Regions from separate parts of the Homo sapiens genome. Here all the other regions are linked to region 4. Evidence: chromatin loops called from intact Hi-C (ENCODE). Cell type or tissue: PC-3. All regions are shown on one strand. Region 1 has its middle 360 kb from the start of MIR3144. Region 2 has its middle 390 kb from the start of MIR3144. Region 3 overlaps LOC105377975 (a long non-coding RNA gene). Region 4 has its middle 510 kb from the start of TBC1D32.

Region 1 (8,000 bases), 450 kb before region 4:
CAGAATATCAAATTACAATAATTTTGTATAAATATTTGAGAGTTATTTGAAAAAATGTCATTATTTTGAAATTCATTGTTGTAATTAGCACCATCTTAATATGTGTCTTACTTTTGGGAATGATTCATAAACTATAATATTTAAATAATGTTTCCACTGATATTCTTAGCAATTTTTATTTTAGATTGATTGGACTGAACTCTTTGGAATGGATTTACATTTCTATTTATTAATATAATATACATATGTTCCTTTTGTAAACAGTCAAATGGAGTAGGAATAGATATTTCTGACATAAAGCTGACTGAGCCAAAAGTTAAAATGAAACTGATATGGTGAAATAAAACCGGTTCTATATTCATTTTTCTGCCTACTGGAAAATTGGGATATCTGATATAATGCAGAGAATTAGTGATTTCAGTTTCCGAAAAAGATGTAAACATCTTTTGATGTTGTTGTTATATAGAATTTTGATACTGGGGCATTGCAATCTGCAGAGTTAGTATTGGACAATGTGTGCCACATTAGATGTGTTAATTTCATGCAGGATGTAGTATTAGTATCATTACATTGCCCTCGTAAAGAATGTCACTCATTATTTCACTTAATGGTTATGCCCTGAAAACTCCGAAGGCCCTGGTGGATATTTTCATTAAGGTGACATCTAGGGACAGTTAATGAGAATGGCTTGAGAAAGTTGGTTTCCTTTTAGGTAATGTACGAAAAGTAAAAACCAGAGGAAAATAAGGTATTTATCTAAGTGACTTTGTTTATTCAAGGGTTTAATTGTGGTTCTTATTGCAACTTACCTTAGACCTTTCCCTATGTGTTTACCAGGTTCCAAGAGACATTATTTATCCTTTAGCAGAATCTTTATATCCTGAAGTTTCATTTTAAAGATTATTTTCTGTTTTTATTTTATTTTCTGGTTTACCCACAGCCTTGCCGCCTTCCATGTTAAAGTCTTGTATTCATTTATTCCTCCTTGAAATTATATCTATCAATTTCTAGGCCATATGCTCTGGATAACTCATTTTGATGGGTGCTCGAAATTGTAAATGTTAACCACAGTAGAAAAAGAAATTTTAACGTGTGCAAGCAAATGTTCTCGAACATCAGCAGTAAAAAAAATCCCAACTAAAAACTCCTACCAAAGACAATTTGATCATAAACCTCTCAAGCAGAAAATTGGCAATCACTGTAGAAACAATTCCTCAGGAAGGTATTCAACTTTCAAATAACCCTGAAATAAAGCAACCCAATGACCTTTGCTTTCCAAAGATGAAACCTTACTCCTCCCTTCATATCAGGATCCTCTAGAAAGCAAGCCTTGGGTAAAACAGGAAGAGAGTCACCGGGAGGTGTGAGCCTTCTGTAATGCATGGAAGGTAAAAATACGTGCTCCTTCTTTACTGAACATTAAAGAGGATTCAATTAGTTCCAAAGCCTTTGGGAAATGGTACAGGTTTGAATGGTATCAGTTGTATCAAGATCATAAAGACAGACACCAGGGCTCATTAAGCACTCAGCGAATGGAAGTATGCCCCTAGCTTTTTATACAATTCAACACAACTGGTCCTAGTCTGGAATCATTAGGAATATAATCAAGAAACAGCAGTGAATTTTTTGTTGTGTTTCTTTCAGTTTACTTTTAAAGATTATCCTTAGCATTTTAGACATTTGGTAGGTGTAGTATGTCCCTAAGTCTCTGCTCCTTTAACACTATATGCTTATGTCATATGCATACATTATACTTATGCATAAAAATATATTCAGACTCCACTGTTTCTTCTTTCACTTCAACATGAATTCTAGATGATTACATTTGAATATATGTGTGTATATATATATTTTTCAGCTGCTAATAACTTCTACAATAAATATGAATTTGAATTTAGAAAAGACATTGGGAATTATAGAAAATGTACTGTGACATTTACCTTAAACCATCATGACAAAACTCACTTCCCACAAGTCACTAAGATAACCATATCATAATTGAAAAATTAAATATAACCTAAACATTTAAATGTGAAAATATACCTGCCCCATAATAAACAAATCAGAAAGCATATAAATATGTATTGTGGAGGGAAAATCCAAGTCCTGTTTTCTTACATTTATGATATACTCAATTATAAAATGTTGTTTATCTTTGTCTTTCCTAACCTACTATTTTCATGAAAAGGAGATTTCAGATTACAATATTTTAAAGGCAACAACATGTAGGAAATTGTACTATGAACCAAAGACAACCACAAAAATTGAAATGTACTTAAGAACTCAAAGCTATATATAGTATGTATAGGTGGACAAAAAGATCCATTCACCTCACAACTGTAAATCTCATCAATTAGAGGGCAGAAAGGAAACAGGCAAATGTAGAGGGTGGAAGGAGCCACTGACCTAGGTTGGAGTTCTAGGCTTCCCAGTGCTTTCTGAACGTGATTCTCTAGGATCCTCAGTTCATCTCTTTCATCTCTAAAGGTTTATAAATATAAGTGATTATGAGCTTGATTCTTCAGATTTTTTTTTTTTTTTTTGAGATGGAGTCTCACTGTCGCCCATGCTGGAGTTCAGTGGTGCCATCTCTGCTCACTGCAATCTCTGCCTCCAGGGTTGAAGCAATTCTCCTGCCTCAGCCTCCGAGTAACTGGGATTACAGGGGCCCGCCCCCATGCCCGGCTAATTTTTGTATTTTTAGTAGAGACGGGTTTCACCATGTTGGTCAGGCTGGTCTTGAACTCCTGACCTCAGGTGATTCGCCAGCCTTGGCCTCCCAAAGTGCTGAAATTACAGGCATGAGCCACTGCGCCTGGCCCAGAAAACATTTAGCATATGTATACTGTCTTGTTTGAGGAAACAGTATCATGTTATGTGAAAGAGATTTTTTTTAAAACTCCATTAAAAATGTGTAAAAAAGAAGTTAGCATTAGTGATTAAAGTGCATTAGTTCCAATTATTCAAAAACTTTTACGTATGTATAATAATTTTTTAAAACAGTGAGCAATTTAGAAGCCGCCACTGCATTTCAACCAGAATTTAAAAGAGATTTTATTACTTTAAGTGTAAAAGTATATATTACTAATGCCTACTCAAGTACTTAATATAAAATATAACATGTTTTATTTTTAAAAATTAGGCTATTGTATCTAGTTAGATATGTACTCTATCAATCCCAATTCCCTCAGGAATTTGAACAAAATAGCATTAGACTGAAAATGCTAACCAAGAATGCCTCTGCAGCAATAGAACGTATAAGGTGACAATAAATTTTCTAGAAAGCTGTGCAGGTTATAAAAGAACAGTTTCATTGATTGATTCATCTGAATTTAGGTATGTTAGGTATGCAATTTTCATGATAAAATGTTAGTGTGCAATTCAGGAACAGAAGTGGTTGCCAATTTGAAATACGTTTCTTATTGAAAAATCTACTGAACAGATGTTTGATCACCAATAAATCCTGCCATTTATATCATGTTTTTATTTTGTTTTGTTTGTGTTTATCTGAGGCAGGAGTAATAAGCCAATTGGCAGAATAAGACACTTGGGTTCTGCCCTTGGCTTTACCTTTAATTGTCTTGATGGCTCCATGCAATTGAGTGGGTTGCATTAGAGGTTTTGACTTATGACTGTTAGACACTCCCAGTCTCTGAAATAGTACTTGTTTATGAAGAATATGTTGGAAAACATGGCTAGCAGAATTATCTAGGGTGATTTCTTTCTACCAATGAATGTTCCTGATTTTCTTCCTGTCTGAATTTGCCCTTTCCCAACATAGCCATTTCTCCAATCACTTCTGCTTCTCAATTATCTAGGACAACTTCACACTTAGACTGTGATTTCTTCTCTGGGTCTTCCCACCCAATCAAACTTCAGTAATTCTCTTTGGCTCCAGTTTCCTTATAATTCACATCTCTAATTCTTTTGTCTCCTATGTATTATATTTTTTCTTTGCTTTTATTCTTAAGTACTTTTAATCCAAGTACTTAAGGGTTTGACAGATTCAGCATCGTGTTAAGGTGACACAATACTTCTACTACTACTATAGTGTATCAAATAAATGCCCTTGTAGGAAGAAATCAGTCAATTTACTTTATATTGTTTTATTCAGGTAGTTACCACTTTCAACCAATAGGTGGAGAGACCTTTACAGAGTGATTTGAAGTGTACTGAGAGCGCCACCTCTCAAAAATTCTAAGCCATGTAATTCCTGTATGTCATTAAGGAATGCTCCTATATTCAAAGGGACATAACCTATATTCAAAGGGACCTCATAGAAGGGAGGTATGCTATTTTTTCAGTTATGAATTTATTGCAGTGAGCCCTTTGGAGTTTTCAAATGTGGGAAAGAGTTCAGAACTACAATTTACATGATAAGACAGAAAATAAGGGAACATTTGAAAAGTTACTAATCAGGGAATTGCTGAGGGAGGCCAACCCACCTACACAGGCACTGCAAGTCGGATTTTGTAAAGCCAGAGGACAGCATGAGAATAAAGGAAACAACAATAACAACAGATGGCAATTGAAAAGTGATACAGTTGAAATATGTGGGGGGGCTCTGTGTCTCATTTCAGAGTCTTTATAACTTAAACTTCATACCAATTTTTGTGAAAAATAATTATAGATCTACATTTTTTTCCCTTTCAAATTGGGTGGTAAACATTGCAGGGCACATTTTGATATACAAGAGTCAACTAGTAATTGATACTGTTTTGGTGGAGGAAGATGAGACTCCAAGCTGCTTTTGAAGAAAGGTTCTACCCTTTCTTGCCTTAATTTCTGTGCGCGAGTGGAAAGTTGTACATGCTTAGAAGAAGACTAAACTTTTAGATTTGCTTAATGTAGCTACAAGTCTGACAGACTCATTCTGGGTTTCAGGACATTTGAATCTCCCTTTTTTATAGTAATTCTGTATTTCTGCCTCCTATTTAAAAGAGCAAGTTGGAACTAGCTCCTATGTGGCTTCTGTCAAAGGTGCAGTGATACTGGGAGGAAATTCTTATGCTTATATAACTTATATGACTCATATATATCCTTGGATCAAAATACATCTTACAAAGTATAACTTAATATTTTAGTGCAACATGAAACTACTTAGAATGAAATCAGTTTTGAAATCCAGTTTATATCAGGCTAGATTATGCTGAGATAATTTTAAAAACCTCCCAATCTCAGACTTTAAACTACTCAGATTTTATTTCTTATTCATGCTTTATGCCCATTATGAGTCTCCAGTTTTCTGCATTATTCTAACCCTCATACACAGGCTAAGAAATGGGTACCATACTGAGCATGGTCATTGCACCACGACGGAAAGAAAAGAAAGCTCTAGAGGACCCACACAGGCAATTAAGTAACACAGAGCACTCACATTTAACAACCATTAACTAAAGTATTCACATGACTGGATGACCACAGTGAGCAAAGAAGTGCTGTCATCACTCATGTCTAGAATAAGAATTAAAAATATTCAGGGAGTAGAAATATAGCCACCACAAATCTAAATTGCTTAAAACATATATATATATATAAAATAGTAATTACATGGTCATTTAGGCCACATTTGCTATATGCATAATACTAAGAATATTTTTTACATGAATTAGAATCTACTATATACGATACACGTGAGGATTTTATTTTAAATATCAAGAAAACTTTCAGTTTTGTTTTCCATATCCAGAGATTTATTTCCTATCTAGTGTGGTTCAGTGTATAATTGATACGGTTTCCCTTTTTGCCATGGCTGCCAGGAAACAAGATACATTTGAAACTCAATCATAGCAATTTTGTTGAGCTTTAGAATGGTAAGTTTTCTTATGTTGTTTTGCATTCCCTAGTGTATAATTTCTATTTGTATTTTTAATATAAATATTTACTTATTCTGCTATTTGTTGTCAAAAGCGTGACATTTTTGTAGAAAAAAAACACAAGCAAAAACCAAACCAATCCAAATGGAAACATAAAAGTTTTGAAAAACCCTTCTAAATAACTATGAAATAAATGAAGAAATCAAAACTAAACTCAGAAACTATTAAAAAAGGAATGATAACAAAAACACAGCATAATACATACCAACATGTATATGAATAACAAAATTTGCAGAAGAAAATATCATGGCATTAAGTGCATAGCATAGCAATTTCCTTTAACAATTGATTATAAATGGATAAAAATAAAGGATAGATAATAATAAAATAAAAATACGTAAATATATGAAATAATAAATGCAAAAAAACCTGGTTATTTTTTAAAGATAAATAGATCAAATATATCTGGAAATTCTAAAAAAAAATTACAGAAAAGCAAATGAGAAACACTGACAATGAGAAAAGGCAATGGAAACAAGGAGAAATAATATAATTAGAAGAGGATATTTAGGATAAATATTAGGCTAAACATTTGAAACAATAGATCAGATGAATCTGTGCTAGAAAAATATGTCATGATAATTTGGCTCTACAGAAACCATAATTTCTTAATCTGAATAATGTAAATGCTCTTTACTTGTCCTGAACTTCTAAAGTCAATTCTAAAGTCAATAGAATCCACCAATATCTCTAGGATTTTATTCCAAATCCCTCTCATATATTGTACAATTTTGATTTATCCCCATAAAGCATGAGAGCTATGTCAAGACTATTACCCGTCCATAGATTTGATGATATTAATACATGGGAATCTGGGGCAAAAGTAACAATTAAGTTTGTTTATTTAATCTTAATGGGTTGAGAGAAAATATAGTAATATTTATAACCAAAAATATATTAGTAGTCAGAACCACAAAAAAATGCTTCTAAAAATCAATATGAGCAAAGGGTATTAATAATTTATAAATAAATAAAGATATAAAATAAAAGATAATTCCTAAACATACTCATAATGATGGCGTACAAATTAAAATACAGATACAGTATTCCTTATTGCTCTTCAAAATGTAAAATATTAAGTACATTGATGAGTATTTCAACTGTAAAGCTCTTATGAAAAACAAAATCTAAACATGCAGGGATTTTACTTTGTGCTTCCATTTCCAGGAATCTATACTACCAGAATAATCACATGTGTTCAAATATGATCAGTGAAGCATTGCTTGTAATATTGAATGATTGGAAAAATCCCAAATTCATCATCAACAAATAATTGATTAAATTCATCATGGTTCATTTACCCCTCAAATTACTAGAATCATCTGAAAATAACAAGTAGGTAGATATACATGCATTAGCACATAAAAATTTTTAAGAGAGTATAAAGAAAAAATGTCAAGTGCAATAAAACCCACATAGAATAATACATATATTTTAAAATATATAGATATACGTGAACATATATGCTTTTATACATGAAATTATGTATGTAGAAATCCATCTATCTATCTATCTACACATATATATGAAAACATATGCATGTAAATATATGGTGGCATAAATGCAAATGTATGCTTCTAAAAATATATAAAGGAAAGAAGACATCTTAAAATGTTGACAGTGGTTATTGCTGAGGAAGAAAATGAAAACAGAGACTGAGGACAGGGCAGGAAACATTTTTCTATTTATCTTTACCCTTTGGCTAAATCTTTTCAAAGCATGTTTATGTAGCTTTTATTTAACTATTAAAATAAACGTTTTAAAAATATATATTATTTATATATATTAACTATCCACAACAGTTTCAATTTTATTTTTTTAAATCCATAGATCGGCCGGGCATGGTGGCTCACGCCTGTAATCCCAGCACTTTGGGAGGCCAAGGAGGGCGGATCATGTCAGGAGATCAAGACCATCCTGGCTAACTCGGTGAAACCCCGTCTCTACTAAAAATAAAAAAAATTAACCGGGAGTGGTGGCAGACGCCTGTAGTCTCAGCTACTCGGGAGGCTGAGGCAGGAGAATGGCGTGAACCCGGGAGGTGGAGCTGGCAGTGGGCTGAGATCCAGCCACTGCCCTTTAGCCTGGGCGACAGAGCAAGACTCCCTCTCAAATAAAATAAAA
Region 2 (8,000 bases), 420 kb before region 4:
GATTATCTTTCCATTTTTTGTGTCATCTATAATTTCTTTTGTAAGTATTTTATAGTTTTCCTTATAGAGATCTTTCGTGTATTTGGTTAAGTTAATTCCTAGGCATTTAATTTTATTTCTGGGTATTGTAAATGAGATTACATTTTTCTTTCTTTTTTAGGTTGTTCACTATTAACATGTAGAAATGCTACTGATTTTTGTACATTGTTTTTTTGTCTTACAACTTTAATGAATTTGTTTAACTACTGAGTTTTCAGTAGTTAAAAAGCTACTGAATATTTTTTGATAGAGTTTATAGGTTTTATTTCAAACATGAGATCACATCACCTGCAAAAAATAATATTTTGACTTCTTCATTTCCAATTTGGATGCCTTTTATTTCTTTCTCTTGTCTTTTTGCTCCAGGTAGGACTACCAGTTTTATGTTAAATAACAGTGGTGACAGTGGGCATCCTTGTTGTGTTCCACATCTTTGAGGAAAGGCTTTCAGTTTTTTTCTCATTCAGTATGATACTATTTGTGGGTCTGTTTTATATGGCTTTTATTATGTTTAGTTATGTTACTTCTATATCCAGTTTTTTTGTGGATTTTTATCATGATGTATGTTGAATTTTATCAAATGCTTTTTTCAGCATCAATTGAAATGGTTGTATGGTTTTTATCCTTTATTCTGTTGATATGATGTGTCACATTCATTGATTTCCATATGTTGAACCATCCTTGCATCCCTAGGATAAATTTCACTTGGTCATGATGAATGAACTTTTTAATGTGTTGTTGAATTCGGTTTCCTATTACTTTGTTGATGATTTTTGGATCAATATCCATTCCAAGTGTCAGCCTGTGGTTTTCTTTTTTTGATGTGTCTCATTTTGGTATCAGGGTCATGCTTGCCTTGTAGAATGAATTTGGAGGTATTCCCTCCTCTATTTTTTTTTTTGGAAAAGTGTAAATAGAGTTAGTATTAGTTCTTTAAATGTATGGCAGAATTCAGCAGTGAAGGCATTGGCTATCAGGGTTTTTCTTTACTGGGAAACTTTCTATTATGGCTTCAGTCTCATTACTTGTTATTCATCTGTTCATGTTTTGAATTTCTTCATGGTTCAATCCGTAATGAATTCATGAGATTCACTATTTTAGCTCCCACATATGAGTGAGAACATGCAATATTTGACTTTCTGTGCTTGCCTTACTTCACTTAACGTAATGACCTCTAGTTTCACCCATGTTGCTGCAAATTATGGAATTTCATTTTTTTCTGGCTGAATAATATTTCATTCTGTACATATACCAAATTTCCTTTATTCATTCATCTGTCATTGGAAACCTAGGTTGATTCCATATCTTGGTTGTTGTGAATAGTAGTACTGCAATAAACATGGGGGTATAGATATCTTGTTGGTATACTCATTTCCTTTCTTTTGGATATATACCCAGCAGGGGAATTGTTGGATCATAGAGTAGTTCTATTTTTAGTTTTTGATGAAACTCCATACTGTTTTTATAGCAGTTGCACTACTTTACATTCCCATCAACAGTGTACGAGCATTCCTTTCTCCACATTCTCGCCATCTTCTCTTATTTTTTCTTTTTAATAGTCATTTCAACTGGGGTCAGATAACATCTCGTTGTTTTGATTTGTATTTCTTTAATAATTAGTGATGTTGAGCATTTTTTCATATACTTCTTGACTATTTGTGTGTCTTTTCTTGATAAATGTTTATTCAAATCTTTTGCCCATTTTTAAATTGTATTATTTGCTGTTTTTGTATGTGTGTGTTGTTTTATTTGCTATTTAGTTGTTTGATTTCCTTATGTATTCTGGTTAGATGCTTCCAGCTTTGTTCTTTTTGCTCAAAACTGATTTGGCTCTTTTGGGTCTTTTGCGGTAATATACCAATTTTAGGTTGTATACTATACCATTTTTTTATGTGAAAAATGACATTGACAATTTGATAGCCATTGCATTGAATCTGTGGATCACTTTGGATAGTATGGACATTTTAACACTGTTATTTCTTCCAATCCATGAACATGAGCTATCTTTTAAGGATAAATATTTTAAACATTTTCAGTTTTTATTTCTTTTATTACAAAGTATTAAAAGAATGTTTGTCCTCAGTGTATTCAAGAATTCACTTAATGGATGAATTATATCCTGAGATCAAAGAATTGAAATAGCTCTTGAGGATAAAATTATTCTTCGACCTTAAAAACACCACACACATACAGTTTTAGTTGTGCCACAGTTGCTGCTAGTATAGTCTCAACTACTCATATTAATTGTAACATTTACCAAAAGTAGCTAATTTCTATTTCACAGAGGGCCCTGGATAATTCAGAATTGCCTGCAATATAAGTGTTTAGCAGTCTATCAAAGTACTTTGACGCACAAGAGTTTCATCTGCCAAAGATTGACCTTAATTATGTAAACTTAGATTATTATTTTTTATTATTATTATACTTTAAGTTCTAGGGTACATGTGCACAACATGCAGGTTTGTTACATATGTATACATATGCCATGTTGGTGTGCTGCACCCATTAACTCGTCATTTACATTAGGTATATCTCCTAATGCTATCCCTCCCCCCTCCCCCCACCCCACGACAGGCCCCAGTGTGTGATGTTCCCCTTCCTGTGTCCAAGTGTTCTTACTGTTCAATTCCCACCTATGAGTGAGAACATGTGGTATTTGGTTTTCTGTCCTTGTGACAGTTTGCTCAGAATGATGGTTTCCAGCTTCATCCATGTCTCTACAAAGGACATGAACTCATCCTTTTTTATGGCTACATAGTATTCCATGATGTATATGTGCCACATTTTCTTAATCCAGTCTAAAAATGCTCATCATCACTGGCCATCAGAGAAATTCAAATCAAAACCACAATGAGATACCATCTCACACCAGTCAGAATGGCGATCATTAAAACGTCAGGAAACAAAAGGTGCTGTAGAGGATGTGGAGAAATAGGAACCCTTTTACACTGTTGGTGGGACTGTAAACTAGTTCAACCATTGTGGAAGACAGTGTGGTGATTCCTCAAGGATTTAGAACTAGAAATACCATTTGACCCAGCCATCCCATTACTGGGTATATACCCAAAGGATTATAAATCATGCTGCTGTAAAGACACATGCACACATATGTTTATTGTGGCACTATTCACAATTGTAAACTTAGATTCTTAAAGTGTTTCTGAGCTTACAATTACTGAAAGAAGAATTTTTCTCTTTAGCACATTTAAAGTATACAAAACCCAATTTAGTTATTTCCTGGGAATTTAAAAAATATTCCATTTAATTAACTGCCTAATTATGTTTATAAGCAAAACAAAATCAATATTTAAGAGATATTAAAATCAATGATATTTTTCTTATAAATCAAATACTCTCTAGAAAAAAGAAAAGATTTCATATCTACACAAAAGGTAAAGAGCTCCATGAATTAAAGACACAGACATATAAACTATAGCTTATAGTGTCAGTTTTACAATTTCAAGAGTATTAGGTCAAGAGTAAAAACAGAAACACAAGCATCTACTCCATATTTCAAAGGCCCTTTCTCTCAATAGACTTAAAATTCTTAAATATTTGAGTTTAAAATAGAATAATAGATAAACAAATGCAAAGGATTAACAAACTGGATCTTTATTGTCTCTCACTCAACAGATTACTATTATCTATCTACAGAGATCACCAAATAGTTGAGATCATAAGACCAAATTCCCAATCACTGCCGCAACCAAAGAGAAAAGTTACCACTCATGAATGAATAAGAAAACACAATAAAACACCATATATAATCAGTGAAGTGGAAACATTTTCTCAGGAAACAGAGAGTTATAAAAGTTAAGGTTTTTGCTGCATGGTATTCTCTCTGGGAATCAAAAAAAAAATTGTATCTACATCTAAGTTGTTATGAATAACACTTCCTTGACAGTGTGGTTTATCTCTCCCTGTCAGGCAAATATTTTCAGCATCTCAGTAAACTCCCAAACTGTTAAAATATTTTAAAACTAACACCATAACATTCATAAAAATATAAATTTGAAATTAGCCCAATTGTCTCATAAAATTGATGTTTAGCATCTCTTTGTAATTGGCCCTCTTGGTTTTGGTTTTAAAGATTGAAACTTACATTTGTTTTATCTGAGTTCCTTCCTCCGCAAATTGACCCTCAGCTCTCACAGATGGTATTAAGGAAGTGGAACTCACCAGATGACCAGATCCAGACAATGAGATACCAGGCTCCTCATCATGACTGCCTCCTTACCCCTCCTTAATTCCTGTTTTCATTACTTTTTGCTATATATACACCCAATTTTAGTTGGTTGGGGAGACAAATTTGAGACTTATCTCCAGTGTTATTGGATGACCTCATCTGATTAAAGCCTTTCTTCCGTGGCTATACTCACTGTTTCAGTGATTGGCTTTCCATATGATGAGCAATAGGACCTTGACCAAACCTCTGGCATCTTGGCAACAAATTGAACATGTATCCAAGCGTTTACTTTTTTCCATTAAGAGAGAACCAGTTCAAAAGAGAATCCAAGGAATACACACATACACGGGTAATGAAAAATGCTAATTACATCTTCACTGGAACCTTTCATTTGCATTTTTTGAAATAACTACTGATGATAGCATAAACTCTCTATAAGCTACTTCTTTCTCCAAAATTTGCAAAATAGTCAAAGGTTATAAAAGATTCAGATTCTTATATTATGAGATTATTCTGAGAGGTCCCTCCAGATCTAAACAATGCCTTGCATCTCACTGAAAGGATACCCATTTATCTTTTTACTTCTTTCAAACTGTGTGTCTTTTCTTTTTTCTGACACAAGATCTTTCAAAAAAGGAGCTCTGAATCTGTTAATTGGCTTGCATCTGAGAATTGGGTATGAAATTTTGAAGCCCTTTCACAGCAATTCAAGTCAGTTGTATGCCCAGAATTTTAGAGTAGGCCGATAGCTAGAAATGAACAGGAGAGGGAGCTCCTGAGAAGGGAAAAGTCTGGGAAGGCTCATTCCAGGACCACCCTAAATTTGCATATTAACAGCATCTCTACTGCTGGAGTGGGCGGGCACTTAGTCAAAAGTGGGTAGGGAAGAAGAGGTAGCTACATGGAAAGAAATGCCCCAAGACACCTCTTAAGACACCCCAATAATCATTCACTCTGCGATTAAAGTATCAGAACATCACTAGTTATATGCTGATAAGAAGGGCAAAAGGGACATTCCTAAGAGAAACCTGGCGCCATATGTACAGATTAGGGGAAAGAAGGAAATTCCAAAGAGATACTCAGGTGCAATAGCTATAGATTTGACTGCTATACAACCTTCCTAGGGTGGCAATAATGAGTAGGGCCGCCATCAGACAGGATTCATAGTAAATCATGGGCCAGCGCATGCACATTAACCAACAGTGAGAGAGGGTCCCACAAGCCTGGGGAAGGGGGGCGGAGCACAGGCGAGGACTTAAGGCAGGAGCGGGAAAACTACACTAAGGAAAAAGGTAGAGATTTGAGACAGAGGCAGGAATTTGAAGATGTCTAACACAATAAGACTCCCTGCATAGGACCCTCGGAGCTGTTTTCCCACAGGATCAGCCCTCTCCTCCCTTGGGGAATACTTTTTTTTTTTCTGCAATAACCTCTTTACACTATATTTCTTTTCAGTAAAGTTTCCTGCTATCTTTGTACTGTCTCTTGGCCAACATTTTTCTTCCAAGTTAGAACATAATTGGAACATTTGCTCTCCTGGTTAATAAGAAGACCTAGAATTCTTCCATTTTCTACATGATTCATGTAGCCCCTTGATAGACTGCTCATCTGTTTGATTCCTTGGGGCCCTGAAATGAGTCATCCGTCCTTACAGACTGCTGAAGAAAGAACACAATCTGGTTACCCACATCTCTGTGGCTTATTAGACCAATCACTCGCACCTTGTGCTGGAGGTTTAATACCTGCTACTCACACTCACCCCGTCTGGGACCCCATTGTTTCCATGAAATCAGAAACTCTACATCTTTGAAGTGTCTTTTACTATTTTTCTATGCTGCTGTGGAAAGATACCACATAAAAACACTGTACAAGGATGTTGTTGGTCCTTTCTCATATGTATTTATCATTCTATATGGATTAGATAGATTTCTGTTTATTTGTTTCCTATTTGTTTCAGGTCTAGCAGCTAATTTATGTAGGGCATCTAATGTTCATTATTCCTAAAAAGAACTTCTCTCTGATTCAATCATCTCTGTTTTTCTTATTCTGTAGATTATTTATGTCATTTCTTTCAAAAATTTATTTTTTACTTGATTTTTCTATGATAATTATTTAGCTTATTAATGCTTTATAAACTTACAAAAGTATTTCTCTCCTAAAGATTTTATTTTATCCTTGTGGTTATTGCCTTTTCTTATTGAGTCATCAATCTTCTGTTTCATGGTATATGGAGTATTAATTCCGTTGTTTGTACAAATTACCCTCTCTTACCTTCTTACTTACTTTCTTTAATTTATGATTTTAACACTAGAGAGAGATGCTATAGACTATTGTTTTAAGAGAGTAGCTCATAGATAAAAAGAACTCATTTTTCAAGGTCCCATAAAAGATAAAAAGGTTCATTTTTTCCAGAAATAAATGATTAATAATTTTAGCAAGACTCATACTAGGGAAGTGACTCAAATTCAAGTTTAGAGAAAGAATCCTATAAGAATACAGGAAGAAGACATAGGAAACATTTAACCTGTCAAAGATCATACTCAGCAATTTTAGTTTGCTAAAAATGGAATAATGTTTACAAAGCTCAGGAGAGAAAACTGAATGATACAAGTAGTCATCTTAATCATTATTGTGAAAAAATCTGAAGATGTAAATAAAACATGAAATTCAGCAAAGTGGAGAGAATTTGTAGTAACCAATGCCATAGGAGAAAATATTTAACATTTTCAACTAAATAATAATATAATTCAAAATATTTCTGGTGTACACAAGTAGACTTTACTCATTTGCAATAGGTTATATTAATTCCATTTGTGACTTTAAGAACTTCCATTATTACTTATAGTATAGCATAATCTCTGGAGTTCAGAAAATAATTAATTATATATTGGTGCACAGTTTTTCTTTTGTTTCAATTAATAAAACTGATGCTTTCAGATGGATTTTTAAAATTTATACTTTATACAGGATATTTTTAAAGGAAGCTAACTTGTAACACAATTTATTACCAGTGTTATCTGTGGGAAAAATTTGGAAATAGGTTTTTAGTATTAATTATTGTGTTAATGAAATTTAAAACAAAATAAATATTCACTTTGACCAGAAAGGTGTTACACATTGTAATAAATAGATGATTTTATTATTGCAAAGCTCCAGTTGAGAAATCTATATTTGAGCCAGTGGGCTTGTTAATATTGCTAATAATGCATGAAAAAAATGTATCCATTTAACTCATTTTGAATCAGGTAAATGGAGTTGTTATTGGCTATTATCAATGCTAATTATATCTTCCTCAAAAAGTGCTATGAAAGTATCAAAAACTCGTCTCCCTTTGGAGTAAAAACATTGTATCTAACTCCATAAAATGTAGGAAGTCCATATATATATATATATATATATATACACATATATATATACGTATATATATATATATACACATATATACATATATATACACATATATACATATATGTGTATATATACATATCACATATATACATATATGTATATATATACATATATATACATATATGTATATATACGTATATGTATATATGTGTGTATATATATATATATGGACTTCCTACATTTTATGGAGTTAGATACAATGTTTTTACTCCAAAGGGAGACGAGTTTTTGATACTTTCATAGCACTTTTTGAGGACATATACGTATATATACGTATATGTATATATACAGAAAAATGAAAAACTGTTCATCTTATAAACAAAGGTCAAAAACCTAATGATCATACTGGAATGTTCTGAATGTTTTG
Region 3 (8,000 bases), 1.1 Mb before region 4:
GATTTTTAGGAGATGGTGTGAAATTGCACATTTATAAAATCCTATTTATTTCAGCAAAGAAAAATATTAACCTTATTTCTATTTTTCTTACTTAGTCTTCAGGTGAGAAAGGAGCAAAAGAATGAATAGCAGGAGGTGATAGGGTTAGGCTGTGTTAGCTTCTTGGTTTTCTGATGGGTGGGAGGGCACCAGTGCTCATCACTACAGCTCTCCCAAGGGATTGGCAGTAATATGAACCTGTATGTTTATTGAAAATAGTGTTTTTCTGCAGAGGATGTGTATTTAAAATATGCATTGCCATGGGTTCTCCAGTATTTGTTTTTAGTGTAAAGGTGCTTTCAAATATAGTAGGTGCTTTTCTGGTAAGCAAAGTATTCAAATATGTAAAGCATCTTGATCTTTGGCTAGCTGATGTGTTTACTAGCTATGTGAGTGGTTAATGTGTCAGGGGCTGTGAATAAATCAAAACTGTGTCTGGTTTCCTGTGATGGGAGCACCAGCACACTGCCTCTTTATGTGATCATTTTTATAGAGACCTCCTTATCACTTTAGAAATCTATATCTACTGATTCTTAGGCATAAGGGCAAGTTACCAGTCGCTTTAAATTGTAAAAGAAACAAGGTAATTTTCCATCTTTGAGAACCTCCTGCATGCTGCTCTGTGGTAATTCCAAATGTCAGCATTTAGCACTGGGTAAAGTGGGCTTTCTCTTTTGGGATGTAAAAATATGGACAAGGAGAAGAGTAAACAGTGACTTGCACTAGGGCCTATTTTTATTTCTGAATTAAAACTGTATGGATTTTTATCACATGGAAAAGCTCTTTTCAATTTTTAAATCAAGTATTTTGAACGTTCTAAGTATGAACTGGACAGTTTGTCGAGATAGTAATAACCTGGTATACTTTGTTATATTCCTTTATTCATAGGAATATTTGTATGGTATTCCTTTATTCATAGGAATTGTCGTATACAAAGATAACACTGCCTCCATGTTTCTCACTCCACCTTGAATGGTATATTCAGGGTGAATTCAGTGGAGAGGTTTAAAATGTGGAATTTTTTAGGCTGTCTATGAACTTGTTGATTTGATGTATTGGAAATAATAATTTAGCTCTTCATCTCAGTTCTGAACTTTTTCTATTTAGCTCAGAAAGCTGGTTCCATTTCATTTTCTTCTATTCAACTAAGAATATAGATTTGGAAATTAACTGGGTACTCTGGGTTATTTCAAAGATCAAGAAAGAATTTTGTTTCCATTTCTCATGTGATATATACAGTTTGGAAGCAGGAAGATGATAACTGAATATGGTCATAACTAATTAAAATATTGTATTCAGGACTGGGATTAAATGTAGCTAAGGAGAAAAATACTACAGATGCTGGAAACCTGTAAGGCTTCTGAATTAGCTGAATCCCCAGCGAATCTTCATTATTGACTAGAGGTAATAGTATGGTATTCTCCTTCTTTGCAAGGCTTGAAAATTTATTGAATTGCCACTAAAAGCTTACAGAAGGTAAGGGAAACTTCCTAGAAGCAATTATGCTACATTTTGCCATTGAAGTTTTCTAAATTTTTCCCTTACGTGATAGGATTTTGAATGAAACTAAGGAAAACAAAATGTTAAAATAGACCATCATAGTCTCGTCTTGAATTAGTCCATACTCACAGGGTTTGAAAAGTGGCAGTTGAATATAGATGTCTCGGAATACAGCTTATCTGCCAAATGACAGATGGTTCAAAGCCAGAAGAGAAATGCTCCAGAAAATGTAGCTGAGGATAAGGCTGATTCTGGAGAGAACTGAGCAGCTGTTTAGTGGTTGTGCTATCACCGATCATTAGCATAGCCTCTTTTTCATTCCGCCACATTAATTTGTTATTATTTTCACTTTTGTGATGACTCAACTATGCCTTTTGTTAGAAAGGATGATATGTGCAGCAAGGTTCACTGAGTACAAATATTCTAAAACTATTATACTGAACTAAATATTTTCTTTTTGATGGGGGAGCATGAATGATTTGTATCACACATTAATTTAAAAAATTTTGAAAATGGATTTTTGTTGTACTTCATTATAATGTTGAGAGCATGTCATTGTGTCTTGCTATTAGAATTCAATTAAAAGAGGCTCCAGAGAAGTAAGAGAAGAACTTCATCATGTAGAGTTCATGAATTGTCATTTATGACCTTTCAAATTACCAAGTATCTAGTTTTTAATTTATTTGTTTAAGTCAACCTTATTGACATAAATGATAAAATGCACCATATTAAGTGTGTGTCAATGGGTTTTGACAAATTCAGCCACCCCTGAACTCCGCTCCCATGTAAACACCACCACAATCAAGATATAGAATGTTTCCATCACCTTCAAATGTTTATGTTCCTTTCTATTTAATCAATCCCACTGGAGCCCCAAGGGATCACTGATCAGTTTCCTATACCTATATATTAGACTTGTCATTTTTTTAGAGTTTCATATTAAAGGAAATCATATAGAATGTACACTTTTGTGTGTAGCTTCTTTTGCTTAACAAAGTCTTTTTAAAGATGCACTTGGTGGTTGTGTGTTTCAATAGTTCATTCCTTTTTATTGATGCATAGTATTTCATTGTATGAATATGTCACAATTCACCTATCGAAATACATTTGCGTTGTTTGGCCATTTTGAATAAAGTCGTATTGAACGTTTGCTTATAGGTCTTCATATGGGCATATATTTTCATTTCTCTTGGTTGAAAACCTTGAAGGGGAATTGTTGAGTTATATGGTAAATGTAAATTTAAATTTATAAAAACTGGGAAACTGTTTTCTAAAGCAGGTATACCATTTTACATTCCCTCTGGAAATATATGTATGAGATTTCCAGTTGTTCTATACTCTTGCCAAGACATGGTATTAACAGTTTTTAAAAATGTTGCCATTGTAATGGCTATATAATATTATCTTATGGTTTTAATTTGCATCACACTGATGACTAAATATGGTAAGCATATTTTCATATGTCATTGTATATATGTGTGTGTGTGTATACATATATATATGTATATGTATGCACATACATATATATATGTATACACACACACACATATGTATATCTTTTTTTGTGGAGTGTCTGTACAGATCTTCTCCCGTTTTCTTATTGGCTTTTTTGTCTCATTGAATTGTGAAAGTTCTTTTTGTATTTTTGAAACAAGTCATTTTTCAGATATATGTATTGTGAATATTTTCTCTGAGTCTGAGCCTTGCCCTTTAATTTTCTTAATAGTGTTTTTTGAAGAGCAGAAATTTTAAATTTTGATCAGGTTCAATTTATTGTTGTTGTTTTTTCTTTGATGGTATTTTGTGTTGAGATACTGATCTCAGTTAATTCTAGCACCATATGTTCCCAGTGATCCAAAATAGAAACGTGGTCATTCTTCATTTATCTCTTCTCTTTGTAGTCTATGTTGATTGCATCTTCTAAATCTCTCCAGGCTCCATCTACTTCTCTCCGTCTACTTCTCTCCCCCCTCACCTCAATTCATCTAGTCTAGACAATCATCTTCTATTGCCTGGTTTGCTGTAATAATGCTCTTGGGTGATCATTCAGAAATATTAACCTGATGACTATACTTTCTGCTTAAAACCCAGCAGTTGATCATCTTTGTTCTTAGAACAAATTATAAACTTTTAAATATAGTCCTTAATGATCTGGACCTAACTTACACTTCCAATTTCCTCTTTTCCTACTTTCTCCCTCTAATGTACCTCTGCTTACAATGTTCAACTTTTTAACCATGCTGAACTTTGATTATTTCTTCAAAGACTCTAGCTTTTTCTTAGTTTCATGTCCTTGGTCAAGCTATAGTCTACTCACTTGTTGTGAGTCTAGCTAGGCATCCTTTCCTCTGGGGTATTTCCCCTATGCCCAAGGCTGGATTATGTGGCCCTGACAGTGCTTTCCATTTAGTGGGGGCATACATAGACAAGTAATTATGTATTTTTAAGAAAGTGAGATAAGTACTATGGATAGAACCTTATAAAGGAAGTACTGTTAGTTGGGGAGTGTATTTTATGTTTCAAGTTATTCTTTCCAATGTGAAACCTTGCAGTTTTACCTGGGTACACTCTATATACTGCACTATGAAATCAGGACAAGGATTCTTAACGGTTTTGAACAGACATTAATCAAGGCCAGTGGGCAAAGTGGGAAGAGGCCCGTAGGGGGCAGCAGAGGACCACATACAACGAAAGTCATCGGCGGGGGCAAGTGCTTGTGCAGGGACCTCTGTAATTAGCCAGGGGGTTAAACCCTTTGCCCTTTTATCCTCCGTAGTTAATAAGGATAAAAGCTAAAGGAGTTGAGGTGTAAAAACTCACAAACACAAGTGCCTATAGAGATGTGACAAGAAACATACTTCTGTGAATGTGACCAATGAAAGACAAAAGGTGATGAAGGTCTGTGGCCAAGTTGAGAGTACATGCTCTACCTGGAGGCATGCAAGTGAATTCAAAAGCATGCAAATGAAACAGAGCTTTGCTAGGCAATCCACATGTGATATCTCTGCACATGTGCTGTGAGTTGGTTGCTCTGGGATGCTATCTGAAGAGGGTGGGAATGGCAGACCATACCAAGCCAGAAAGGAACCCCTTTTGAAGATGGAAAGGGGGCAGGAAATGTCAGCTGAGTGAGAACTAGAATCAGGACTCGAAAAAGATGGAAATGAGGATTTAGCTGAGGTCAATTATAGGGGAGTAAGTAAGGATGGTGGTCAATAGTGATGTGAGGGCTGAGGAAGAAGTGATGGAATTACTACTTATTGGGTACCTACTGTGTGTATCATCAAATACATATATGTTTGATGATATTATATATATATGTGTGTATATATATAGTACTATATATGTGTATATATAGTACTATATATGTGTATATATAGTACTATATATGTGTATATATAGTGTATATATGTGTATATGTGTATATATAGTGTATATATATACACACATATATAGTACTATATATATACACACACATATATATAACATACATAACATATCTATAACATATATGACATATCTATATAACATATATATATATAACATATATATATATCTTCTCTTAATTCTAATGACAACCCTTGGGAAGAATGAGTTATTTTCCTCATTTGCACATGAAAAAACTGTATCTCCTTATGCAAGTTCACACAGAACTCAGGCCTATCTAGCTCTAACTCCAAGTCTCTAAAGTAGGTGGGAGAATTGGTAAATCGAGGCTTGGTAATCAACCACAGGTTGGCAATAAGGTACTATTAGAGTTGTGGGCCAGTGCTTTTTAAGATTTAAAGTGCATCTGAATCCCCATGTAGGAATAAAGATTCTGACTTAGGAGGCATTGGATGAGGGTTGAGATTCTGTGTGTCTAATAAGCATTAGATGAGGCCTGAGATTCTGCGTGTCTAATAAGATAGATGATGTCCATGTTGCTGGCTCTGTAGATCTGTAGAAGCGAGGTTCCAGGCCAGGTTCAACTAGACCTGATATTGTTGCAATAGGCTTTATTGTACTCTCTAACTCAAAAGGCCAGAGTAGATTGAAGAAAGTAACTTTTATGGGGATGAGGGGCTTAATTGCACACAACCTAGTTTCTGAGCTGTGAGATCTTCTGTCAGAAGATCTGGATTTTAATCTGTCCTCCACTAATTCCTACCTGAGTGATTTTGAGCAAAGCAACTACCTTCTTGAAGAATTAGTTGCCTCATCTACATAATGAGAATAATAAAAGTATCTACTATGAAATGAATAGTAACACACTTTTGCAATGTTAGTATTTCGTACTGTCAAATGTGACTGATCAAGATCATGGCACAATTTTGAACATCATAATCATCATCATACTTTTATATTTACACTCTGTTGAGGATGGATATCTTGTAATATTATTAAACATATACTCTTACTTTTAAGTTTACTCTCACTTTCTAAACTTACTTTTCCTGGACAGTACTAGGTTAAGGCTCCCACTTGAAATATCTCTGGTCTAACCCAATGTCTTGAGCTTCTCCCATTTACTCTGAACTCCTCACTGCCATGTTGCCATAATTCCCTATTGGAATAAATAAATATATACATGTGCCTTGCAAATAATTCAAAGTGAGAACTAGAGAAGCCATGTCTTTGGCTGGGACTATCTTCATTTTTCTTATCTCTTGTAAAATTTAACTGTGATATTTTGGAGATGACTCAATATTTGTGATAGAGGAGATTTTGATCTGTAAAGGATTGGAGATTGATGGTTTCCTGTGATTGACATCTTTTTGACTTCTTATACTCCCTCAAATCTCTAGATCTGGGTAGTGAACTTCATCACCTTTATATAGGGCTGTTTTTAAATTTGCATTTGAGTGACTTTTCTTGGATGCAGCTCGTTGGAGGGCCATGAAATACTGTTTATGGAGAAGGAAAATTAATATTGTGGTGACTGTATCTGGCAGATTTTTACATCTCCCCATTCATGTAATCATTTATATGAAACTTCCTTCAGTGGGCAACAACTCACAGTTGAGGGAATTTGTCTATAATAAACCACTTGGCTTATGTTACATCAAATTAGATCAGATCAATTTCCTTCCTTCTTAATTCCTTCCATATCACATCAGAATGCTTCTTAAATGAGATGCCTGCAAACAGATCTGGATCCTTAAGGGAATGTCAAACTACTTTTAGGAAAGAAGATTTCCTTTTTGTGAATGATCAATTGAGGAATGGCAGAATGCAGAACTAGGTATAGGAAAATATTTGAGCAGAAAAATAAATTTCTAAGATATACTATTTTAATTTGTTGCTAAGTCACTTTATATATTTTTGACTCTGAAAGCTTGTGAAGTCCTTATTTTAACTCTTAAGGAAAGGATGTTGCTGCTTCATAAAGAATATAGAGAACAATGTTAATTTATAAAAGAAATAAGAGTCTAAGTGAGCATTACAATATTGGAAGGCCTCCTGTGGGTATACCACTTTATAATACTGATTTCCCACAAGCATATATCAGCTCATATTAATGCGCATATAGATAGGTACACCATCTGTTAGGGAGTTAAATGCCAGAAAACATTTCTATGGGTTTTCTTGAATCATACTAATTCAGAGAGTGTCTATGATACTTGATAAACTTGCTGACCAAACAGGTAAGAAGAAGTTGTGTTTACCTCTTGACATAAGAGTTTTTTCCCTTTCAGACATTACTTGAAACTTTGCCATCCTGGAAATGTCTGTAGGATTTATTGCCTTACATCCCATTTTGAATTTTTATTATTTTTCCATTCATCCTAATTTTTCCATTCATCTTTCTTGTGAATGTGTGTTCTTTCTCCATATAATTAACAGACAATAAAAGCTAAGTGATTACTATAGGGGTTGAATGGCTGGAATGATTTTTCTCTGCTCAAAGAAATGAATGTACATAATCACCTGGGTAATCAAACAAAGTAAGAGAAAGAGAAAGACCAATTTATTTCAACTTATTTCCTCCAAGATAAAATTGGATAATACAATATACTGTGGTTGGATGCATAGAGTATCAAGTTACTTAGTAGTAATTAGAATTTTTATATCAAGTGTTGACCTGCACTCTATATGGATGGTTAAAGGAGAAAGACAACGAGAAAAACTTGTAGCTCAGTAACACATGAAATCCTTAGACTAGCAGAACTGTCAAGATCATGTTAAATATAAAAACAGATTTGAATAACTTTTTCAAACAGACAACTCAAATAACTCAGGAGAGGAGACAAATATTAAAATTCTATGGCTTGGGTCATATCTCATATCATAGACAGAGTGTTTGTGTGCTTTGTACCATGGCTACAAGTCATAGGAAAATCAGCAAGAAGAGAGGAATTCTTGTGGGATGTTTGAATCAATTCATGTCATATTTTAAGCACAACTTTTCCCCCCACTGGGTGAATATATAATGTCTATTTTCATGTGCAATAATAACTCGGCTGATATTTTTGGAAATT
Region 4 (8,000 bases):
AGGGGAAGTCAAATTGTCCCTGTTTGCAGATGACATGATTGTATATCTATAAAACCCCATTGTCTCAGCCCAAAATCTCCTTAAGCTGATAAGCAACTTCAGCAAAGTCTCAGGATACAAAATCAATGTACAAAAATCAGAAGCATTCTTATACACCAATAACAGACAAACAGAGAGCCAAATCCTGAGTGAACTCCCATTCACAATTGCTTCAAAGAGAATAAAATACCTAGGAATCCAACTTACAAGGGATGTGAAGGACCTCTTCAAGGAGAACTACAAACCACTGCTCAAGGAAATAAAAGAGGATACAAACAAATGGAAGAACATTCCATGCTCATGGGTAGGAAGAATCAATATCATGAAAATGGCCACACTGCCCAAGGTAATTTATAGATTCAATGCCATCCCCATCAAGCTACCAATGACTTTCTTCACAGAATTGGAAAAAACTACTTTAAAGTTCATATGGAACCAAAAAAGAGCCCACACTGCCAAGTCAATCCTAAGCCAAAAGAACAAAGCTGGAGGCATCATACTACCTGACTTCAAACTATACTACAAGGCTACAGTAACCAAAACAGCATGGTACTGGTACCAAAACAGAGATATAGACCAATGGAACAGATCAGAGCCCTCAGAAATAATGCTGCATATCTACAACTATCTGATCTTTGACAAACCTGAGAAAAACAAGCAATGGGGAAAGGATTCCCTATTTAATAAATGGTGCTGGGAAAACTGGCTAGCCATATGTAGAAAGCTGAAACTGGATCCCTTCCTTACACCTTATACAAAAATTAATTCAAGATGGATTAAAGACTTAAATATTAGACCTAAAACCATAAAAATCCTAGAAGAAAACCTAGGCATTACCATTCAGGACATAGGCATGGGCAAGGACTTCATGTCTAAAACACCAAAAGCAATGGCAACAAAAGACAAAATTGACAAATGGGATCTAATTAAACTAAAGAGCTTCTGCACAGCAAAAGAAACTACCATCAGAGTGAACAGGCAACCTGGAAAATGGGAGAAAATTTTCGCAACCTACTCATCTGACAAAGGGCTAATATCCAGAATCTACAATGAACTCAAACAAATTTACAAGAAAAAAACAAACAACCCCATCAAAAAGTGGGTGAAGGATATGAACAGACACTTCTCAAAAGAAGACATTTATGCAGCCAAAAAACACATGAAAAAATGCTCACCATCACTGGCCATCAGAGAAATGCAAATCAAAACCACAATGAGATACCATCTCACACCAGTTAGAATGGCAATCATTAAAAAGTCAGGAAACAACAGGTGCTGGAGAGGATGTGGAGAAATAGGAACACTTTTACACTGTTGGTGGGACTGGAAACTAGTTCAACCATTGTGAAAGTCAGTGTGGCAATTCCTCAGGGATCTAGAACTAGAAATACCATTTGACCCAGCCATCCCATTACTGGGTATATACCCAAAGGTCTATAAATCATGCTGCTATAAAGACACATGTACACGTATGTTTATTGCGGCATTATTCACAATAGCAAAGACTTGGAACCAACCCAAATGTCCAACAATGATAGACTGGATTAAGAAAATGTGGCACATATACACCATGGAATACTATGCAGCCATAAAAAATGATGAGTTCATGTCCTTTGTAGGGACATGGATGAAATTGGAAATCATCATTCTCAGTAAACTATCGCAAGAACAAAAAACCAAACACCACATATTCTCACTCATAGGTGGGAATTGAACAATGAGATCACATGGACACAGGAGGGGGAACATCACACTCTGGAGACTGTTGTGGGGTGGGGGGAGGGGGGAGGGATAGCACTGGGAGATATACCTAATGCTAGATGACAAGTTAGTGGGTGCAGCGCACCAGCATGGCACATGTATACGTATGTAACTAACCTGCACAATGTGCACATGTACCCTAAAACTTAAAGTATAATAATAAAAAATAAAAAATAAAAAAAAAAAGAGCTTCTGCACAGCAAAAGAAACTACCATCAGAGTGAACAGGCAACCTACAGAATGGGAGAAAATTTTTGCAACCTACTCATGTGACAAAGGGCTTGTATCCAGAATCTACGATGAACTCAAACAAATTTACAAGAAAAAAAAAACAAACAACCCCATCAAAAAGTGGGCAAAGGAGATGAACAGACACTTCTCAAAAGAAGACATTTATGCAGCCAAAAAACACATGAAAAAATGCTCATTATCACTGGCCATCACAGAAATGCAAATCAAAACCATAATGAGATACATCTCACACCAATTAGAATGGCGATCATTAAAAGGTCAGAAAACAACAGGTGCTGGAGAGGATGTGGAGAAATAGGAACACTTTTACACTGTTGGTGGGACTGTAAACTAGTTCAACCATTGTGGAAGTCAGTGTGGTGATTCCTCAGGGATCTAGAACTAGAAATACCGTTTGACCCAGCCATCCCTTTACTGGGTATATACCCAAAGGATTGTAAATCATGCTGCTATAAAGACACATGCAGATGTATATTTACTGCAGCACTATTCACAATAGCAAAGACTTGGAACCAACCCAAATGTCCAACAATGATAGACTGGATTAAGAAAATGTGGCGCATATGAACCATGGAACACTATGCAGCCATAAAAAATGATGAGTTAATGTCCTTTGTAGGGACATGGATGAAGATGGAAACCATCATTCTCAGCAAATTATCGCAAGGACAAAATACCAAACACCACTTGTTCTCACTCATAGGTGGGAATTGAACAATGAGAACACATGGATACAGGAAGGGGAACATCACACACTAGGGACTGTTGTGGGGTTGGGGGATGGGGGAGGGATAGCATTAGGAGATATACCTAATGCTAAATGACGAGTTAATGGGTGCAGCACAACAACATGGCACATGTATACATATGTAACTAACCTGCACTTTGTGCACATGTACCCTAAAACTTAAAGTATAATAATAAAATTAAAAAAAAGAATATGTGTTAATATTGATGATTTTATACCAAGATTTCATAGTATAATACAAGTTCCTTTGATTTTCAAGCTCAGTTCTCCTTTTACTTCAGGGAACTTTTAAAATTACGTTTTTGTTCATAGTTTTTCTTAATTTGGGGGGATTTTCTACCTTGGGGACTCTGATAATCATTATTTGGCTACTCTGTTTTCTTTCTAACTTATTTAATCACTTCACCTCTTTCTTCTTAATTTATTCTCAATATTCATGGCTTTCCTGCAAATTAGGGATTCAGTTTTGAGCAATATTCTATCTATCTATAATCTATTCTATCTATCTATGTATAATCTATTCTATCTATCTATAATCTATTCTATCATACATCAAATGTGTTTGTCAGATCTATAATTAGGCCATTCTATAATATTATTACATCATTGAGTTATTACATTAAGATGAGTTTTATAACTTTTTTTTTAAGACAGGGACTTGCTCTGTCACCCAGTCTAGAGTGCGGTGGTGATCACGGCTCACTGCAACCTTGACCTCCTGGGCTCAAGTGATCCTCTAGCCTCAGCCTCCCAAGTAGCTGGGACTACAGGCACACACCACCACACCGGACTAATTTTTGTATTTTTTGTAGCGATGGGGTTTTGCCATGTTGTGCAGGCTGGTCTTGAACTCCTGGGCTCAAGCCATCCTCCCGCCTTGGCCTCACAAAGTGCTAGGATTACAGGCGTGAGCCACTGTGCCCAACCAAGCTTTATAAGTTCTAAGCAGAAATAACCTACTCATATGTGTTTTACTTTTCTTTGGGTAATGCTCACTTGCACTCTGGGATCTCTGTCTTTTTCTTTTCTTCATTTTTCTGTAGGAAGTTTGGGCCGGGCGCGGTGGCTCATGCTTGTTATCCCAGCACTTTGGAAGGTCAAGACGGGCAGATCACGAGGTCAGGAAATCGAGACCATCCTGGCTAACATGGTGAAACCCCGTCTCTACTAAAAATACAAAAAATTAGCCAGGCATGGTGGCGGGCACCTGTAGTCCCAGCTACTCGGAGAGGCTGAAGCAGGAGAATGGCGTGAACCCAGGAGGCGGAGCTTGCAGTGAGCCACTGCTGCACTCCGGCCTGGGCAACAGAGCGAGACTTCGTCTCAAACAAAAAAAAAAAAAAGAAGAAAGTTTGTTTAGTTGCTAGGCTACGTATTTTCTTCTTCAATGCTTAATATTGGCAGCTTTATCCAGGATTTCTGTTTTCCCCTACAAAATGTGGTGAATTTTTCTTGTCACTACTCAGGCTTACATGATATCTGGTTGGCACTCTCTCTGAACTACAGTTTGAGAACTGGGGTTTTGCTATTACATGTACTTTTTAGATTTTTTAGGTTGAGCAGTTTACAACAAAAAGCTCTATTTGTTTGAGTGCAGTCATTTTCGGATAGTCAGGTCTCTGCTCTGTCTGCTGAGATTGTGTTAAGTGTCTTTTAGTAGAATTGATTTCACTGAGTTCAGGTGTATATTATTCCTACGGAAGATTCCATTTATGGTTTTGACTATTCACCTGGAACACAGTGACCCCTGGTGGTTTCTCCTGCCTTGGCTGAGAACCTGAGACCTGCTGTTGGCAGAGAGAACTGTCTTTTTAAGGGGCTTTTCAGAAATTTTCTCCAGGCTACTTAATTGCCTTATTAATCTGCATTTCTCTAAATTGAGAAATAATAAGAATTCTCAGAATGTTTTCAATTCATCCTCTTTCCACTTTATGGCATTGGAGAGGTACAGAAGGAAATGAAGACTAAACTGCAACATACCAGAATCAGTTACTTTTCAAAATGTATATTATGTGGTTGAATATCTTTCCATGTTTGGATGCTGCCAGAGAGTTCATTGCTTGGTTATATCAGAGAATAGTGGTTGTCTACACTCATTATATCTTCTTTCTTTCTTCCGTAGAATATTTGTCCTATCGCTGTATACATGGCTGCTCAGAATAAAAATTCCATTTGCCAGTGTCTGTTGTAAGCAGGTGTGTTCATGTCACTAAGTTTGGCCATTAAAACACGGGCAGAAATATTTTCCGGCATTTGCTACTAAATATCCCTAAAAGATAGCAGGCATGTTCCATTTGCTCTTTTCTCCTCTTCATTCTGCTGCTGGCTTAATATAAAAAGGTAATGGATAGAACTCCAACCACCGTCTTGGAAAATGAGAACAAGAATTTTACTACAGGAATAAAGGAGTCAAAATCTGGGATAAGCCTAGGTCACTGACAGCTACATGATGCCACCAGGATTCCTTTATTTGGAAGAAAAAAAGCAGCACATTCTTAAACTTACTACTCTTTGGGGATTTTTATCACATGGAGTTAAACTTGACCCAAATGGATACTCTAGTTTTAATAATTTCTGCTCATTGTGCTAAGTATTGGATAAGGTAAGATTCTATGATTCAAACTTTTCCCTACATTATATCCAGTGCCTATGTTTAGCTAATACTTTAGCGGTGACTGGTCATTTAAAAAGTATTTTCATATATAGAGATGTAGATGTAAATTACACATATGTAAATATAATTTTGGTACATTTTCAAGAGATTTGTCATAAAGTTGGTCATAATATTCCTTTATTATGCTCCAGTCTCTTCTATATCTGTACATCTATCTCTTTTTTCATCCTTACTATTTCAGTGGCACCTAGTCTCTTTTTCTTTTCAGCAATATCACAAAATTTGTCTATTTTTATGTTTTTCAAAGAAACAGCTTTTGGTTTTTTACAAAGTACTTTAGCTCTCTTATTTTATTAATTTTAGTTCTTGTCTTATCCCTTTCTTCTATTTCCTCTGCATTTATTTAGCTGTTCACCTTTAATTTCTTAATTTAGATGCTTAGCACATTGATTTTCAGCTCTTTCCTTTCTAATTTTACTACTTATGTTCAGAATTTTTCTCTAAGGTATTAACTTTGCTGTCTCCCACATATTTTGATATGTTCTATATTCTTTATTATTTAGTTATAATTGCTTTAAATTTTATTATAATTTATTCTTTTACCTATGAGCAGTTTAAAAATGTGTTTTAATGCCCAATTTCCAAACTAATCACTGTGTTCAGAAAACACCCCATAGTCTAGTGTTATATAATAATGCTTTCTAAAAATACATTGATGCTTGATTGTGGCCAAGTTAATGGTCATGTTTTAAAAAATGTCCTGTGTGTGTGTTTGAGAGGATTGTTTCTTCTATAATTATTAGAGAGCAAGTTCTATAAAGGTAAGGGTTTCCATGTGACCAGTTGCCCTACATTAATCCCCAGTTTATGGTTACTGTCCCAACATAATAAATTGTGGCACTCCTCTTGCTCACAAAAGTATGCCATAAATTATTTTACCTTAAGCATTACATTATTACTAAGTCAAATATTAACTCATGCTTGTTAATTACATAACTCAAGTGTTCTCTATCCTAACTCATGTTTTGGTCATTTGATCTCTTGATTAATGAGAAAAACCTGCTGAACTATCCCACAGTGATGGTACATTCATAAATTCCTTTCTGCAGTTTCATTAATTTAATTTATGCTAAAAGTATTTTATTAGGTATATATATGTTTACAATTGTTATAGTTTCTAAGTGAATTGAATCTTTTTTTTCCAGTGACTTATTTATTTATATATTTTTACTAATTCTTTGTCTTTGTTAGCTTTTTTAACTTAACCAAACAAACAAAATCTAAGTCACATAGCTTTCTTTGGGTTTGTATTTTCCGGGTCAACATTTTTGTTTTCTCTTTTACTTTTTAAACTTTTTCCTTTATGGCTTACATGAGGAAGCCAAGGCAAATCTGAAAGGGGCACTTATCAGTCAAGGTCACCAAACTAGCAAGATACAGAACCAGAACTCAAAATCAGGTCACCTATTCAAAATGTCCTATTGTGAAGGATAAGCACAGACATTGACTCAATGCCTTCCACGTCTGTGCCAAGTACTGTACCAAGAGCTTTATATGCCTTATCTCCGCTATTTCTATTAAACTCTAGTGCCTCTTCAGGTCATATATGACATAGTATGCCAGGAATGTTCTAATATATATTAAATAATAAAAAGAATAACAAGGGAATCATTTGAAGGTATTTTCTTTTTTATACTAGATAAATGGTGCACTATGAAAGCAGAACAGCTTTGAAATTGAAGGAAAAATTAATGGTTTTAAATCTAGGTTAGATGTGCACATGATTTCTTCCCTTTCCAGCTGTTGTTAATGAACGCTTCAGGTCAGCCTGTCTGCACTTTGGCTCCTCTTAGATGGAAGTAACATGTATATGTTGCTATTTTTGAAACCTCAAAGGGTGGTAGGCACAGTCTCCTGATGTGAAACTCATCAGAAATGAACGCCTTTATTTAACCTACAATCTCACCATTTATGAAACTGCTGGTTTGATATCAGAGCCTCAAGTGATACTTCTCAGGAACCTGCTCCAAAGGCCAGATCCCGTGGAAGTAGAAGGGCTCTTTACTTTTTTCTTTCTTTCTTTTTTGAATTCTCTGTTTAGATTAAACCTGATTGTAATTGCAAGATGCCCAAGTCTTTTAGATTGACTCTTTTCAACAGTTACACAGAATACCACAGCTCAGGGTCCCTTTGAATAACTTTGACACTTATTTACCTTGACTTTCTGTTTGCAGCCTCTCAAGCCTAGTTTTGATCGGTCCTACTGCGAAAAGAAGAAAGGGGAAAAATTCTGTGCTGCAGAAGAGAATTGCGTCCCTGTTTAGTTTAGCTTGTTTCTCTCTGGAAAACAGTCATCACATTTATTTTTTAATGGCACAGCAGGTGTTACCTCACATGGCTACTGGGTGACAAGCTCCCGGTACAGGCCCATTGTACCCCAGAACCTGAGACTTCACCTGCCCAAGGCAAGGAGGCTACAGGGGTTTTTTTGCTAGCTCATCACTGAGGTTGTTTTGTTAGGATTCTACTTTGACCTTGCTAACTCATTCATTTATTCAATAGACTTTATTTATTCAGCACCTTCTA

The links. Hi-C counts contacts between places; a loop is a spot of excess contacts. Peaks named below come from ENCODE experiments on the same cell type or tissue, not always from the same donor. Only the 100,000 strongest peaks of a DNase experiment are listed, where the experiment ranks them.
Region 1: it touches region 4 in a loop (4-fold over the local background); 4 of 110 quality-filtered maps call a loop at or near these places.
Region 2: a loop joins it to region 4, with 20 times the contacts of the local background. A loop is called at or near these places in 9 of 110 quality-filtered maps.
Region 3: it touches region 4 in a loop (38-fold over the local background); 15 of 110 quality-filtered maps call a loop at or near these places.

Annotation. Positions count from the first base shown.
Region 1 is chr6:120,374,628-120,382,627 of GRCh38, forward strand. No RefSeq gene overlaps it. Among named protein-coding and RNA genes, the nearest start is that of MIR3144, 360 kb to the left of the region's middle. In PC-3, a CTCF peak has its summit at 4,167; a DNase peak (open chromatin) is centred at 4,164.
Region 2 is chr6:120,401,128-120,409,127 of GRCh38, forward strand. No RefSeq gene overlaps it. Among named protein-coding and RNA genes, the nearest start is that of MIR3144, 390 kb to the left of the region's middle. In PC-3, a CTCF peak has its summit at 4,999 (motif pointing right); no DNase peak of the experiment used is centred here.
Region 3 is chr6:119,738,177-119,746,176 of GRCh38, forward strand. The region is part of intron 2 of LOC105377975 (a long non-coding RNA gene); the gene reads left to right. Among named protein-coding and RNA genes, the nearest start is that of MIR3144, 270 kb to the right of the region's middle. In PC-3, a CTCF peak has its summit at 4,198 (motif pointing right); no DNase peak of the experiment used is centred here.
Region 4 is chr6:120,821,897-120,829,896 of GRCh38, forward strand. No RefSeq gene overlaps it. Among named protein-coding and RNA genes, the nearest start is that of TBC1D32, 510 kb to the right of the region's middle. In PC-3, CTCF peaks have their summits at 4,549 (motif pointing left) and 4,750; no DNase peak of the experiment used is centred here; H3K27ac peaks cover 449 bases.